Linked DNA regions of Mus musculus: region 2 is linked to region 1. The links are chromatin loops, found by intact Hi-C in ENCODE. Cell type or tissue: heart. All regions are shown on one strand.

Region 1 (8,000 bases):
TACTGCATCTGCTCCATTATTTCCTTTCTCAGCCAGATACTGTTATTCAAAAGAGAAGACATACTTATCTTTGTTATTGTTCACAGTTGAGCCATTCGCAGTGGCAATCAGAGAAGCCTGAAGAGCCCCAACAAAAAGGTCCAATTTGCCACACTTTGAGCATAAAACAGCCATTGAAATGGACATTAAACAAGATGTCATTCTAAATCATTTCAAAACGAAATGGATACTATTCACTCCCTAGAATTAGAATTGTGTCTACAGAAAAGGCTTTCATGTTTCTCCTATGGGAAGAGAAACAAGCTCACCTACCACAGTTTCTGTCTCCCCTCAGTTCCCCCTCTTCGTCCTTCTCTGTCCAATCCCACATGTTGTCTGTCTACCTTGGGGCCAGCCCTTGAAACATCTTCCCCAGCCCAGTCTCTGTGCCACACCTCAAAGAGGGCAGAACCGTTAGATTGCACTCCTCTCCCTGTGTCAGAGGTCAGTGAGTCTAGATCTTGGCTAGCCAGTCATGGACATTAACAACAATTCATCCATCACCTTATATATTCAGTTCATCTTTTTCAGTAAGTAAAACCCTGGGTTTATTTAGGTTACCCCATCTCTAGGCAACTACACACCATTCATAGAAAACCATGCCCTCCGTCCTGGCATTTGTAACAGTTCCCAGTTCTTCAAGCTGTTACCACTTCTCCAGGCCTCACTGGCAACCAGCCACCCCAGGGCCTCCAGTCCAATTACAGCCCTTTACTCCACATTTCTGAAGTCCCGAAACTTCCAAAACTCTAAATAGAACTCTGCTGGGATTCAAACTGACACTTCTAAATTGTGTCTTTAATAAGAGCAGAGCCACACTCACTGTTCTGGTTTTAGAGCATCTAACAAGAACATAAAACATGGACTCTGTAGTACCATCCTAGTTTAAAGAAAACACCAGGAAATGCCTCTCTGCAGAATAAATAAGGATACCCATAGGAGGGTTTCTGGGGTATATAGAAAGGATCCTTGAAATCAGCCTATCTGACTGAAACCACTGAAAACATCGTCTGGATGAGACATACCAGAAAAACAAGATTTCGTGGAAGGGGAAGGCTTGATGCATTACTCTCTTGGGCAAACTGTGTGATTGGAAGGATCAGGAGCTGTGAGCAGTGACACACACCTATAATTACAGCATGGGAAAGGCTGAGATGGAAAAATTGAACATTAAAGCTAGCCTGGGCTATATAGCAAGATGAAGTAGAAAGGGAGAGAGGGGCAATGTGGGTAAGAAAGTAGAAAGTGGAGGTAAAGGGTGGAGGAGAGAAGGGGAAGAGGGAGGGAGGGAAGAGCAGAAATGTGGAAAGGAAGAGAAAGAAAGAGAAGATTAATTATGGAAAGTCTTGACACTGAAAGAAAAATTGACTTTTTACATGACTGGAGGTCTTGTAAGTCCTGAATGGCATAATGGGATTTGGATTTTAGAAAGATCACTAGGACAGGTCCAATCAAGATAAAGTAAATCTGAGTGAAGAGCGGTGAGAGCAACTGGTGGCTGCATTATTAATCCTGATGGGAGATAACAGGAGTCCGTGCTAATGTCAGAGATAAAAGGAGTCCATGCTAATGTCAGAGCTACGAGAAAGGCATGAATATGAACAGGTGGTCAAGAGTGAAAACCCGGACTTAGTTCATGTCTGGAATATACGAGGTAGATGTATGAGGCAGAAAAGATGAGGGAGGATACAAAGACCTAGGGGACCATGTCTGTGACAATCAGTTGGCAACATCAAAGCAGAAGCCAGAAATAATTGTTGGGAGAATAATGAGGATACATTCTAGTTTGCAGAAGGTGAGAGGATAACAATGCAGGTAGGCACAGCACAGATGATGAATAATGATTAAAGCATGGATTGCTGGAGAGTAAAATTAATCCAAAAATTTTAAGGTAATAGGTATGAGTATGACTTGAGATAAAGGAGATGAAAATGATAGTCTTCTGGAGAGGGAAAGTAAGACCCTTTTCAAGCAGAAGTAGATAACAAAAAGTTGTTTCAGTTGGTGGGATTGGCTCTGGATGGGCACAACACCAGAATCCTTCAAGATTATATGGAGATGAGAATGGTGTGACACACTGCCTCAGGACTCTCTTGAGCGGTGAAGGCTTCCTTGGAAGACCCAATAGCCCAGAGTTCTGTGGCTGCAGAAAAGAAGGTGCTGAAGCCTTATAGCTTCTATAGCTTGGAAGCCATAGAATCAAAACACTGTCCCTCTTAGGGGAAAGCAACCTTAGCTATAGTGACTATCACTTTCATCTGATAAATAACATGAGGCCCCTTCCCAGCATCTCTAACCACAAATCCTGCCAAAGGCTTCACCCGAGTCACTGTAAGTGCCTGATGGTCTGATCTCTCAGTGAACCCTGAGTTCACCTGAGCCGCTGCATAGCACCCCTGCCAAGAGAACACCCGGTCTCCACTTGTCTTTGAGAAAGAAAATCTCACCACAGGGTCAGGTAGCCTAGCTGGTAGTATTAGGCAATTTCTCTTTACCTATTTAGGTAAATATTTTCCTCTTTACAGTCTCTCCGTAGTCATCCTGACACTTCCCCACCAGGTTTAGTTATGTGTTCTTATTTAGCGAAGCTTCCTCACATGGAAGCTTTCTCACCTACCCACATCTCATTTGACATGGTTATGTTTCCGTCACCGTTTCTTGTTTATTGGTGCTCTGGCTGCTGTTGTTCCTCTTCATGGGCAGAACCAAGTTCTCACGGTGGGGTATTGGGTACAGGCTGATCAGGGACAGCAAGCACAGGGGAAAGCCAGGATGAACTTACACTGTGAGATCCATAAGGGTTGGAGGCGTCGTGGCTCCTTACTGTCTCCAATAGACACAGTGGGACCATGAGTGCTCTGTGCCTCAAAACGGCCAAAGGGAAATAGACAGAGATGCTAAGATGGAGCTGTCTGGTAAAGTTCTCAGCAAATGTTCAGTGATGAATAGAGTGGGAAACATAGAAGCGGTTCCTCCCTAGCCCTACCCTATGAGGTAATATAGAGGCAAAGGTCTGCATAGCCATGACGCAGCTCAGAAGGAAAAGGGGAAGTGAGCCAGGGTTCCATGTGAAAACCAGATGTCCACAGCAAATGGAACAGCCTCCGGAATGGTTTTGTTTTCATTTTTGGTTTTTGGCAGGAGACTCCCTCAGCTATCACCAGGGACGTCCTTTCTCCACTGAGGACAGAGACAATGATGTTGCAGTCACCAACTGTGCCATGTCCTACAAGGGTGCTTGGTGGTATAAGAACTGCCACCGGACCAACCTCAACGGGAAGTACGGGGAGTCCAGGCACAGTCAGGTAGGCCACACTCTCATTGCGGGCAGAGTGGTGGAAAGGGCAGAACCCAGGCCTTTAGTTCTGTGTCTCAGCACTGTTTCCTCTTTAAAAAGAAGTACTCTGGGACTGAGAAAAGACCATTCAAGATGCTGTCCATCAACTCATCATAGGCTCAAGGGCACGGGGCACAGAAGGGGGGAGACCAGAAACCTTAGTAATCTAAGCTATTTCCCCAGGAGACTGCAAGCCCCCAGTCTGGGCTCAGGGACAAGGAAGCAGCTGAAACACAAACCCCCAGGCAAGCCCCCAGAGGTTGCTGACCCCAGGTGGAAGCCACCCAAGTCTCCTCATCATGAATGAGCTGCCCACAATTTCACTATTCACCTAGTTGGGATTTTGACATTCACCACAGTCCCCTAGTACCAGAAACTCCTGAAGGCAAATCACAAAACTGGCAATAAGAAATAACGCACAACTTACCTTTTATAAAGACATAGGCCTCTGTAAAGGGGACGCTGGGACGAGACTCAACTCTCTCCATCATCCTGGGAACTCTGTCTTGAGCCCCTTCTTAACTGAAAACAGCTAAACTGATAAGTGAAGCCCTCAATCCAGTCATTCTTTTCAAGCAGGGTGCTCTGCTGAGCATGGAAGGTGATCTGACATGTTCATATTTCTCACACTCAGGGGATCAACTGGTACCATTGGAAAGGCCATGAATTCTCCATCCCCTTTGTAGAAATGAAGATGAGGCCCTACATCCATCGTCTCACAGCCGGGAGGAAACGGCGAGCCTTGAAATTCTGAGCACTGGGCAGCCAGCCACCAGCCAAACAATCTTTTCTGTCATTTGTTTGTATTTTATAATATGAGACAAGGGGGGGAGGGGCAACAGTAATGTGCTTCACAACATATTCAGACTATCTGAAGGAAGCAGGGATCAGTTAGGCACCATCTGCTCCTAGTTTCTGCTGCCTTGGAGCCTGACTCACAGGCTACATGCTCCCTGCTAACCAGTCCTGACTGATCACCCACCTCTTTTCTCACAGAGGAGGAAAACTGGGGAGTTAAAAAAAAGAAAGAACTACAGGTTGTTATGGTGATGGGCACACACACACAACTTCCTCTATCCCTTCTTCTGAGATACCTTCCAAGTTCTAAGTAATAGTAATCTGGTCACCACTGACTATGGCCAGGTGACCACACCATCCCAGAAAAGCTTCAAGAAAAAAGCTTGGCCAATCTTCTCTTAAGAGGGAAGATGCCCACCACACCCTGGCGCAACTGTCCAAGTTCATTGCAATGGGCTAAAGATTCTCACATTCTGACAGTTAACTTTTAGGAGGCATGGCCTCTCTTCCAGCCCCATCCTCTCCTTACTTCTGTCCCCTAGATCCTATTAGACCTACCAACCCAACCATTGTTTAGAACTCCAGTTACCAAAGCTGTCTGAACCTTGCCCTGGGTCATGCAATAGCTGTGCCCTGTGCGTCGTAAATCATTGTCGTGTAATAACTTTCTTTGGTGGTGAGACTTGGGGAAGGGTATTGTTTCTAGCACATTTGTATCAGACACTGACAAAGGACAGGAGTGGAAATGAGGGCACCTACCAGGGAGCGTGTGGGTCTGAGCAGAAACAGACCTGACTTAGTGTTGCCTTGTGCATTTGTGATCTGATTTACCATGGATTCTTTCCCTGACTCCTAACTGAAGGTCTCTAGCTCTATACCCAGTCAGGCTATCCTCAGTGCAAGTGGCTTCAGAAGAATCATGGGGGAAGTTGTATGAGCCATTCCCCTGTCTGATTACACTGGGAGGGGACAGCGTGCTTGTCCTGGTCTCTTGTTGTTTGCTTTGATCCTGTAGTAAACAGAACTGACCCCCTCAATGAGGTGAGACCATGAGAAACATTTTCCATCTCCCTCTGTTATCCTGCTTTGAGAAGAAAAATGAAAAGTGCCAGAGGAAATTGCATTTAGAACTCCAAAGGTGAGCGGAGTGATCTCCCCACCCCCACGTGATTTGATTTTTTAAAGCCCCGGAGAACTGGAGGCTATAGAAGCCATGACCTTTCAGCTTCTCCTTAAATAAAAATCCAGTCAGTCTTTCCTGCAGCACCTGCCCAAGCTGTGCCAAGTTTCTCAGCTGCCTTTTCCCTGTCTCCCTGTCCTCTCCTATCTTTGAGGGCCCAGTGTGTACTAATCGGGCCCATGGCTACTGTCTGGGGTGTCTTATACCTGTGCCAACCAGTTGGCATCTTGAAATAGAAACAGCCACCATCTAACCAAGCTTTGAGCCACAAGCAAGAGTCCTCCTGGGCTGATGATCACCTGCTGAGCATCGTGACATTGGGGTTAGCTTGCCATTTTTCTGTCACCTCCCCTGTCTCTGTGATATAGAATCACTGACCTACACAAGGCCAAAAACACAGGTGGAGTTTTCACATTTTAATCCATCATGGGCTTCAAGCAGCTAAGAGAAGGAGGAAGAGGGGGGACGCCTATAGGTTATCCGATATTTAACTAGATGTGGGCCAACTGTGCAGGACTGGAGGTAAGCACACTTAACGAGGGAATTGAAGGGCGTGATACGAGGTTGTCTCTGCCACCATGACAGCTACAAGCCCTTGATGGGTTTGTTCAAATCTCTGGGCCTTGGTTTCTTCACCCAGTTGAATCAGAGTTTAGACCAAAAGGATTTCTAATGCCCCTTTAGGTTTAACCATCTGTAATAGAAAAGCAGAATCAAAGTTGGTCTTGGTGAGTCATCGCAATTAAAGGAAAGCCAGAATCCCCGTGAAGGACATGGGGAAAGGGAGGGAAGGAGAAAAGGGGGAAAGAGACTGACTCAGAACTCTCTGTGTCTCTCATAGACACCACACACACACACACACACACCATATACACATACATACACACACACCACACATACACACCACACACACACACACACACACACACACACACACACACACACATACACCATATACACATACATACACACACACCACACATACACACCACACACATACACACACCACGAACATATACCACACATACACACACACACACACACACACACACACACACACACACACAATGCTAAAAGAAGCTGAAGCCATTATGTCTATGAAAGCAGAGCCAAGGAACTGGATGTGCCTGAACAGCCCACCTCATCAAGGGAGCTGAAATGGAACAAGATTTTGTGTCATCACTACCAGGAAAAATCAAGAAACATCAATGGAAATCCAAACCTGCTTTTTACTGGAACTATTTTATCCTGCGGAACATTTTTTTATAAATAGCATCGGCTGCATCGCCTAGATTCATTTAAAGGAATTTTAAAGTAAGAAAGAAACTTCAAAGATCAGCTCACCCAACCTTCTGTAAGAGGGTTTAGAGATCCCTTTTGTTAAGTAGAGTGAGTCCCCCCACACTCTATGCTTTGAAGAGACTGTCTTCTCAGAATCCACAGGGAGCTTCTCTCAAAGCTTCTGGACTTGACTGGCTTCACTTCTTCCTTCACTGAGCTTCCTAACTGATTCCAGTTGTTAATCTGCTCCTTCTCACGCCTGCTTTTGTCCCTGAGGAGCAGGCAGCACTACTTGGCACCCACCCTAATCACCCAAGATTCCCATAAGGGACTCAGAATGACTGAACGGGGGCCTATCAAGAAGATGGCGCAACTACAGACATGTTAGAAGGTACACTTCCACAAAATCCCCAACAACAACAATAACAGTAACAACCAGTCACCAGAGACTGCCATGGATTCACTGCCTAGAATCAAGAGCCAGGCCACTCTCCCTCTTTGCATGCCCCATCATATGAAGATTGTTTCTATACTGAGTTCTCATCTTCCCAGGGCTACTTCTGGAAGGTGAAGACATTAACTGTGAAGACTCTTTGTTAGGGATGACAACCATGTAGAAAGCGTTGGCCTTCAGACCCGACTTACTGAATAAAGGGAGACTTGGTGAGAGGGGCAAAGTGGTGCTCCCAGCTCCCAGATGTCCACTGAATCACTTATGAGAAGTAGGGCAGGAGGCAGCATAGTTCTTATGATTCTGTTAACCTCAGACCAAACCAGGACCCAGGACCCATTTGTACAGGAGACTGATTTGTAAAACAACAGCAACATGGCAGCAGAGAAAGTTGGAGCAAGCTCCCAGATATCTAAATGTCCCCTCCCCCCAGCTACCTAACACCCTATCTCTAAAGAGGTGAGAGTCACTCCTAATATCCTTGTTGCCTTCCACTGGGGAGCCAATCAGCTCCTCCGAGATAGAAAACTCTCATTTCAAAAGCAAATTTAAAGGACCAAGATTGCCTTGCCAGTAAACTCGATGCCTATACAAACTCTCCTAAAAACATCTTTACCTTTAAAGTTCAGTATCAGGACAGAGATATAGATTATGGGGCAAGAGGACATTGTAGAATCTTTTCAACAAGCTTTTTTGAAGCATCCATTGAGAAAGGTTTGATAGTTCCCCCCTTGGTCCTTTTCTATGGAGAAAGAAAGGTGGGATTTGTGAGAGCTGTGAACATTTGAAAACAGCCCCGGAGGCATGGCCTTTTCTTTTTCTTCCTCCTAGGATTTCAGAAAGGGGGCAAAGCACTTCCCCGGGATACATGCTTTTCTATCCATTGCTTGATAATCATTGCATTTAACTCCTTG
Region 2 (8,000 bases), 110 kb after region 1:
AGATTCTTTTAACACATCTTTCTTTACACCTTTCATCATCCAACAATGAGCTAGTAGCACAATAATATCCTCCCAAGTCAACTCAAGGATCTCATTGTTGGATATATAAAACAATCTATGAGAAGTTGCCAAGTCTTTCCTTACACTTGGCTGTTCCCATTACTAAGAAGAGAACACATGCTCTAATGACTTTTTTTGCCTTCAGCTGATATTTCCTATGGCTACATGGTTCCCTTTGATTAAGACCAAGCACCAGTTTGTTTCATAACCTCAGCCCCATTTAAAACAGGATTAGTGGGTAGGTAGTCCAATGGCCATGAAAGAACAGGGTTATACTTCACACACAACAGAAAAGGAGCCAAGACAGGCAAAGCTATCTGTTGATATAAGATTCATAGAAGGTGCCATTGAAGATAATTCAGTGGGGTATTGTGCCAGAAATGGAGAAGGTCTAAGATTCTGAAGTTTAAGCTGCTAGTGAGGTATGCATGAGTTAAAGGTAGAAATCAGATAAAATGTTAGGGTCAATAGGGCTAGAGGCCATAGAAACTATAGACACTTCAACTCAAGCATAAGTCCATCAGCACAGGATCCTGATATAACTTCATGGAAATGAAGGATTTCTTCTCACTTCTTCTAACAGATCAGTTTGGGTTGGAAGATAACACGTCATAGAGTTTAGGAACCAGTTGTCTGGCCAATGTCTTTTGTCTTCCAGCTTGTATTTAGGCAGGGCAATATTGTAAAAGAAAAAAATCAGTGTTTTTCTCCTTGAGACCACCAAGCTTAAATTGGTCCCAAAGTAATCAGATACCCTACTGGAGGACCTTCTGGTCGACCAGGAGTAATCTTCCTGGCTAGAGAGGTGGTGACTGATGATTTGAGATCTGGGTAATAGGTGTAAACCTCTTGAGAAGACTCTTACTTGAGTATACAACCATTCCTGGTCCCATAAGGCCTATAAATGAAGATGTAGGTGAACATGATTGATCAAGATTAGAGAAAGGAAGGAGGAGAAATGTCTCATCAGGATGCTGTGCTATCTTCAAATGTTTTAGAAACCTTTAATAATCTCAACTTTATACCAACTTCATATTCTACTAAATTCAAGATCATGGTTACTCTTAGCTAAAAAGCTTGGAGAAAATGCTTTATAAGGCAAGTAAAATAGGAAAGGTAGAAATCCTAACATTATAAAGGGATGCTTCTCAGAGTGTGTGAGTACAGTCTACACAGAGACAAAAGTAAGGGGTCTGGAAGAGGCTGTGACTGGCCAGGAACCACATAAAAGAAAAAGACAAGAGAAAGAACTGAAAGAAAAAAATCCCGGAGAAGGGATACACCAAAATATAAAACTTTCAAAACCAAAACAGAGACTGTGAGAGGGACTGCAGCCTGATTTGTCAGTCCAGAGCATAGGGCTCTTCAAGCCAGGCCTGCACAGCCCCAATTTCTCCCTGCTAAAGGTGTCTCAGGTGCAACAGAGATTATCACCAGAGTCAACATGGTGAGCCAGAGGCTAGAAAAATGGCTCAGCAGTTTAAAATGCTTGTTGCTCTTACAGAGGATCCAGGCTCGGTTCTCAGCACTGACATGGAGGCTCAGAACCATCTGTAACTGCAGCTCCAAGGAATCCAACTTCCTCTTCTGACCTCCCTATGAACCAGGTAGGCACATGATACACATACACATGCGCAGACAAAACACACAAACACTTGAAATAAAATAAATACAGAACGTTTAAATGGTAAGCAGTGTTTATTAAAAATGAAAGGAATTAAAACTGACTACAGGATAAGAGGTAGGGGAAACTGAAGAAGGCATTGCAGGAAGGACTGCACAGCAGGAAGTGGCCAGAGGAGAGCTTAATAGTTGTGGTGACCCTGAAGCAGAAGTTCAAATAGCCACTTTGTGATAACAAGGTAAGCCCGTGCCAATCACCACTGCTGTCATCCCTTTGAGACCTTCTAAATAGAGGAAATCATTTGGGTCACCAAAAATGTTGTCAATCATCCAGGATTAATTTTTCTTAATTTAGGGCAGAATTCATAAAGAGGCAAGCAATACTAATCAAAGCAAATTTTGTTGCACTTATGTATGGACACAGGAAGACACTACATGGAGAAGGGTTCTCTGAGGGGGTGTCAGATATAATCTTTGTGATCTTGGACCGTGCCAGTCCAGGAGTTTTGACTATCTCTCATCTGATCCTTGCTCTCTGCTGGTGGCCTGCATTTGGTACAATGATTTGCTTATACATGTTGAGTCTGTTTGCACTTGGCATGTAGAGAGGTGATCGCCAGCAGGAAGATCATGTAATAGTCAGAGTAAGCCAGGCTTTTCTGTCCATATGATGGTTGCAGGAAAGTCTGAATTCTTTGTGGGAATCTTGTGCTTTTGAGACCTGGTTGTCTGAGGCAAGTCCTGTAGAAACAGTGCAAGCCAGAGAAGGAAGCTTTGGTGGTAGAGTCCGGGACCTTTCTGTTTGGTCTCAGAAGTATCTATAGCCTCTTAGTACAATAAAGTCACAGATACCTACTTTACTGTGTACATTTACAACTTGAGAAAATATCAAAAGGAAATAGGACATTAGGTGGGGGGAAATAATCCATCTAAACATAATTTTGTTTTGCTTTGCTTTGCTTTGCTTTGCTTTGCTTTGCTTTGCTTTGCTTTGCTTTGCTTTGCTTTGCTTTGCTTTGCTTTGCTTTGCTTTGCTTTGCTTTGCGAGTGTTTCTGTGTGTAACCTTGGCTGTCCTGTTACTTGTTCTGTAGACCAGGCTGGCCTCAAATTCATAGAGATCCATCTGCCTCTGCTTCCTGAGTGCTGGGACTTAAGGCATACATCATCATGCATGGTGCCCAGATTACATAAATTTTAAATAAGGAAACAAGTTAGAAGCCCTCATTTAAATATTTGCTGCTTCCATTAGCCAAAGCTATTATTTTGTGATTTATGATCAAAACCTATTATTACTGGAATCTAATGTAAATTATTTGCCAGAATGTGTGACAGATATATATAGATATAGATAGATATAGATATAGATATAGATATAGATATAGATATAGATATAGATATAGATATAGATATAAGCAAAACCAGCTACATTGTTTTGAAATAAGACAAAGATATAGCTGACATGGCCACACCCTCAGCTAAGATCTCAGAGAAGGAAGAAATCACTGACAGCCGTCCAGAACGCTCTCCAGAAAGCATGTGTCAACACTGTGTGTGTGCTATGAACTCAGTGTTCTGGGTGGCTGAACAAGGAGAAATATCTTCCAGCTGGAACAGCCCGTTATTAGCAATGGGAAGAGTGGTAAGCACACACAACCACCTTTCCTCTAGAGTCCACACCAGACTAACAGAAAGGCAAGCACCATCCTATCTCAAGTTCCCAGATCCTAATCTAGTACTCTTTATGTTCACTTGGGCCATATGTCCTGGCTAGTTTTTATGTCAACTTGACACAAGCTAGAGTCATCCGAGAGGAGGGAGCCTTAGCTGAGACTTCATAAGATCAAGCTGTAAGCAAGCCTGTAGGATATTTTCTTAATAAGTTATTATTGTGGGAAGGCCTTGCCCATGATGGGTAGTGTGTCACATTCTTAGGCTGATGATCCTGGATTCTATAAGAAAGCAGGCTAAGCAAGCTAGGAGGACTAAGCCAGTAAGCAGCACCTCTCCATGGCCTCTGAATCAGCCCCTGCCTCCAACTTCCCACCCAGTTTAAATTCCTACTTGGATTACTCCCTCAGTGAACTGTGATTCAGGATATGTAAAGCAAACAAGTCCTTTACTTCCTAAGATTTTTGTTTGTTTGTTTGTTTGTTTGGTTGGTTGGTTGGTTGGTTGGTTGGCTGGTTGGTTGGTTATAGTATTTCATCACAGCAATAGTACCCTAAACTACCATCATTTAGGTATTTCAGTACAAACTTGTGTTTTGCACATTTTGAAGCAAATGTGATCAAAAGATACCATCCTATGAAGACCTCATTTGTCACTCTTTGTGGAAGGATACACAGGAGTCCTATAAAGAAAAGCAAATCTCTATTTCCTAAGCATCTTTAGGAGGGTTGAACTTAAAATTCATTCGCAGACACCTTGGCCTGCTAGGAATTGTCTCATGCTCACTAATTTCAACTGAGCCTTGGGCACCTACCATCTCGTCTACCCATAGGCAGCGAAACCAAGATACATAGAAGCTATGGTTTGGTCAGGGCCACTTGTTAGGGGCAAAGTAACAGAACCCTAAGAAAAACAAGTATCTTTCCTCTTAATTCAGGGCCTTTTCCTCTAGCTCCACCTCTACTATGGACAGGCCATTGTAGCTGAGCCTAAAAGAGAAGCACAGTCAGACAGCTGACTCCCAAACCAAAGAACTCCCCCCGAGTTCTGCAGAGCAGATGCCTACTAGCCAAAAAGCTCATAAAGAAATAGATTACTTAGTGCTTTGGTCCATATAAGGCTAGATTTCACACATAGACACACACAGAGAGAGACTGAGAGAGACTAGAATCTGGCAGGTGACCAGCTTTGTCAGTCTATCCTCTTCCTCTTCCTGCCTGGGAGTCCCACTCATAACAACAGCAGCAGCAGCAGCAGGAGGAGGAGGAGGAAAAAGGGTTTTATGAACATAAAAATAAACACACTTTCTATTTTTATCAGGGCCACAGCTGTGGGAGCGTCATTCTTTGCTTTAAGCTGTAGCATTCCAAGGGAGCAGAGGCAAGATTGTGTGTGTGTGTGTGTGTGTGTGTGTGTGTGTGTGTGTGTGTGTGTGTGTGTGTGTGTGTATGGGCAGGCGAAGTATTATGAAGAAAATAGAGGCAGTCAAGCTGAGAGCCAAGTTTTCCATTGCTGAATCTCATTCTATGCACACCACAGAAACCAATGTCCAGCCTGGAAGTCTCTGGAGTCTGCAGGTCTGGAAAAACTGGAGCATGTCCACCAGGAAGCTCGCCCTGCGACCGGACTGTTCTCTGGCCATATATAGAAGTAATCTTTCACCCACATGTTTTTTAGGAGCTTCTGAAAACTGGGTTACTTAGTGACTCCATTGAACAAGTGCACAATATGCTGATAGATATTTTCCCTCCTCACTCGGGCTCTCAGTGGAACCTCTGTGGATCTCACAGGCACGCCGATCCAACATCTTCCCTGTGTACAGTAGAAGCAGCCATTTCTGACCCAGCCTGCTGACATCTTACAACATCAGGACTCTCATAATTGGTAATGCTGAATGGAGACTGAGGCTAACTGGAGATGCAGCCCTGGAGGAGACTGAATGCTAGAGAAGGGTGTTCCAATACAAAGAAAAGGCAGGGAAGTCCTTTCTCATTAATGGTACATCAGTCTGAGAGACAGTGGGCACCACGTCTGGTTTCAGAAGAGACTTTTTAATATTGTCCACAACTGCCTCCCTATCCCTGTTCTGTTACTTTGCTCCTAACAAGTGGTCCTGAACAAACCATAGCTTCTATTTTCCTTTCCCACTTGTATCCTTCACATGGTCAGTCCCAGTTATACTTTCGGTGTTTCCTAATGACACAGAAACACAAACCCCAAAGCAATATTAAGGAAGAAAAGAAACACATGCTTTGGGAACGTATTTATAAGTGTGTGAATAAGGTTTTCACACTTGCCCATATGAAGAGAATGATTCTAAAGCTTCCTAGATTCAGCCTCGTGGCCCAGGATCTTCATTCATTGACATTTACCAAGCAGCTTACCATTTGCCAGACACTGTCCTGCCTACAGTCTTACAGTTCAATGTAGGGGACATATATATATACATGGCCAATTTCATTACTGTGGGGTAGCTATATGGTGGACCAGCATGGAGAACATGGGAATACAAAAGACCTGCTTCTACCTCAGTCTTGGAGGACAAAAGAGATCGTGTTAGAAGAGACCATAGCTGAGCTAGGAGTTAGGATGACAGAGACTCTGTCAGAATTTTTTCTGAAATGTTCCCCGTGGAAAGATAAGTCTCCAATGTCAAAATAGTAGTGTTGATATATATGAATTTTGCAAGCTGAGTGATGGTGAGTTGTGTCTGTAATCCCAACACTTAAGTGACTGAGGCAGGAGAATAGACACAAGTTCAAGGTCAGCATGAGCTATAGAGTGAAAAACACTGTCTCAAAAACAAAAGAAAGGAAGGGAGAGGGGAAGGGAGAAGAGAGAAGGAACTGAGGGACTTAGCCTTGGTGTTTCAAAGTTAGTTGATGTCTACTGCTCGGTAACACTTACCATGTTGCTCAATTACACATATGAAATAAGCCAATTGCCATGAAATCTTAAGAGGAGAGGGTGTGATAATTTATGTAAATGTGAATTTCCACAACTAATAACATAAATCCTAGAATTGGGGGGTTGGAAGAAGTCACACTGAATCCTCCCTTGAAATATAGCAGCTCCTCTAAAGCACCCCCCAGGGACTCGTTCAGCCTCGGGGTGAAGTGCTTCCGGTGTGAAGGGGTGAAGTGCTTCCGGTGTGAAGGGGTGAAGTGCTTCCGGTGTGAAGATTCCTCACTGGTGAAGGAACTTCATAGTATTCATTACTTGGTCTTAAAAGCAGAAATTAGCACTGGCGACGTGGCTCAGCTGGTGTACCCAGGACCACACGGTGAAAGGAGAGAACTGACTCACAAGATGTCCTTTGTCCTCCACACTCAGACTGTGACGTGCCACGCCATACACACACACACACACACACACACACACACACACTCAATCAATCAATAAGTTATAGATAAATAAAGGCAAAAGCTAGAATATATGATGTCCTTTTCACCCACTGAAGTGTCTGAATTCAGTCTCTCTTCATTCAAATAAATGCTATAACAAGTCACTAGATTTACCCCTCATGATAAGCAAAAATCTGGAGTGACATTAACTACCTACATAGAAATTCTAACTCTAATCTCCTCATAAGGGGACTAGAATAACCTATACCAAAATACTGCAGTAGTTATTTCAGGGTAGCAAAATTATTGCTAATGCTTTTCCTTCATAATCTTGAATTTTTCAGTGGGGGTCGGGGGGAGCCCTGCCTTGTTTGAACCATTTTAACACCACCTTTGTTCGTGCTTTTACCCAGCCAGCGGCCTCTCACTCACTGCATTTTCTGATTCTTTTGTAGCTCTATATTTTGGTCAACCCACCTTTATTAAGAAAATTTCTATGAGTATTCCAGCCTCATTGCCCTTAAATCTAAATTACAGAGTGTAACCTTTCATTATAAACAGTTTTCTACTGACGCATAGTACAGACCTTGGCACAAAGAAAGCAACACATCACCGGCAGTTAAAACTCACTCCTACAACCTGGTAAATGAGGGCTCTCTCCTCATTTCTCTTTCTTCTTCCTTTCTTCCTTCCTTCCTTCCTTCCTTCCTTCCTTCCTTCCTCTCTCTCTCTCTCTCTCCCTCTCTCTCTCTCTTTCTTTCTTTCTTTTTTTCTTTCTTTTTTTCCTTCCAAGCCCTTCCTTTTACCTGTTATGAAAGAGCCAGCCTGGGGACAGGAAGTTTGTTTGTGGCAACATTGATGTTCTGAGTCACTACAGTAGTCAAGGAAGCAAATTTCAAAGCCTCGGCTATTTCATGGGCCCTCAGGGCAAGAGGCTTGAACAGCTTTTGTCTCAGGAAACCTCATGCCACAATGAATGAGCTGGGCAGAGTAAGCTGGGGTTTCCCAGGGATCTCTCCACTAAAGTGACAAGAAATGTTTTACCTGCTCTGTGTAGGCGTTGGGACCGCATACAGTGGACTCACTCAATAAATCAATAATTAAAGTCATCCACAAGAAGAGCAGGTGACAAAGGAAACCGGGAAAAGGGACAACATGAGAGCTCTGTGGGCTCTCCTGCTCTGGTATGCCCAACATGAGAATGGAATCCAGAAACCTGCTGTTTACATTAACAAAGCCAACGCTCAATTCTGCAAAGGGCTCCAGGCAGCCGGGCAGCCCACTCACAAAGGCTGGCCATCTTG

What was found. Hi-C counts contacts between places; a loop is a spot of excess contacts. Peaks named below come from ENCODE experiments on the same cell type or tissue, not always from the same donor. Only the 100,000 strongest peaks of a DNase experiment are listed, where the experiment ranks them.
Region 2: it touches region 1 in a loop (4-fold over the local background); 5 of 42 quality-filtered maps call a loop at or near these places.

What each region holds. Positions count from the first base shown.
Region 1 is chr1:159,920,084-159,928,083 of GRCm38, forward strand. It overlaps Tnr (tenascin R), which reads left to right. Exons shown (of 23, transcript NM_022312.3): 22 at 3,181-3,344; 23 at 4,011-4,839. The coding sequence ends at 4,130. Among named protein-coding and RNA genes, the nearest start is that of Gm31667, 100 kb to the right of the region's middle. In heart, no CTCF peak of the experiment used is centred here; DNase peaks (open chromatin) are centred at 3,188 and 4,168.
Region 2 is chr1:160,032,524-160,040,523 of GRCm38, forward strand. No RefSeq gene overlaps it. Among named protein-coding and RNA genes, the nearest start is that of Gm37294, 7.8 kb to the right of the region's middle. In heart, no CTCF peak of the experiment used is centred here; DNase peaks (open chromatin) are centred at 3,268, 4,558 and 4,918.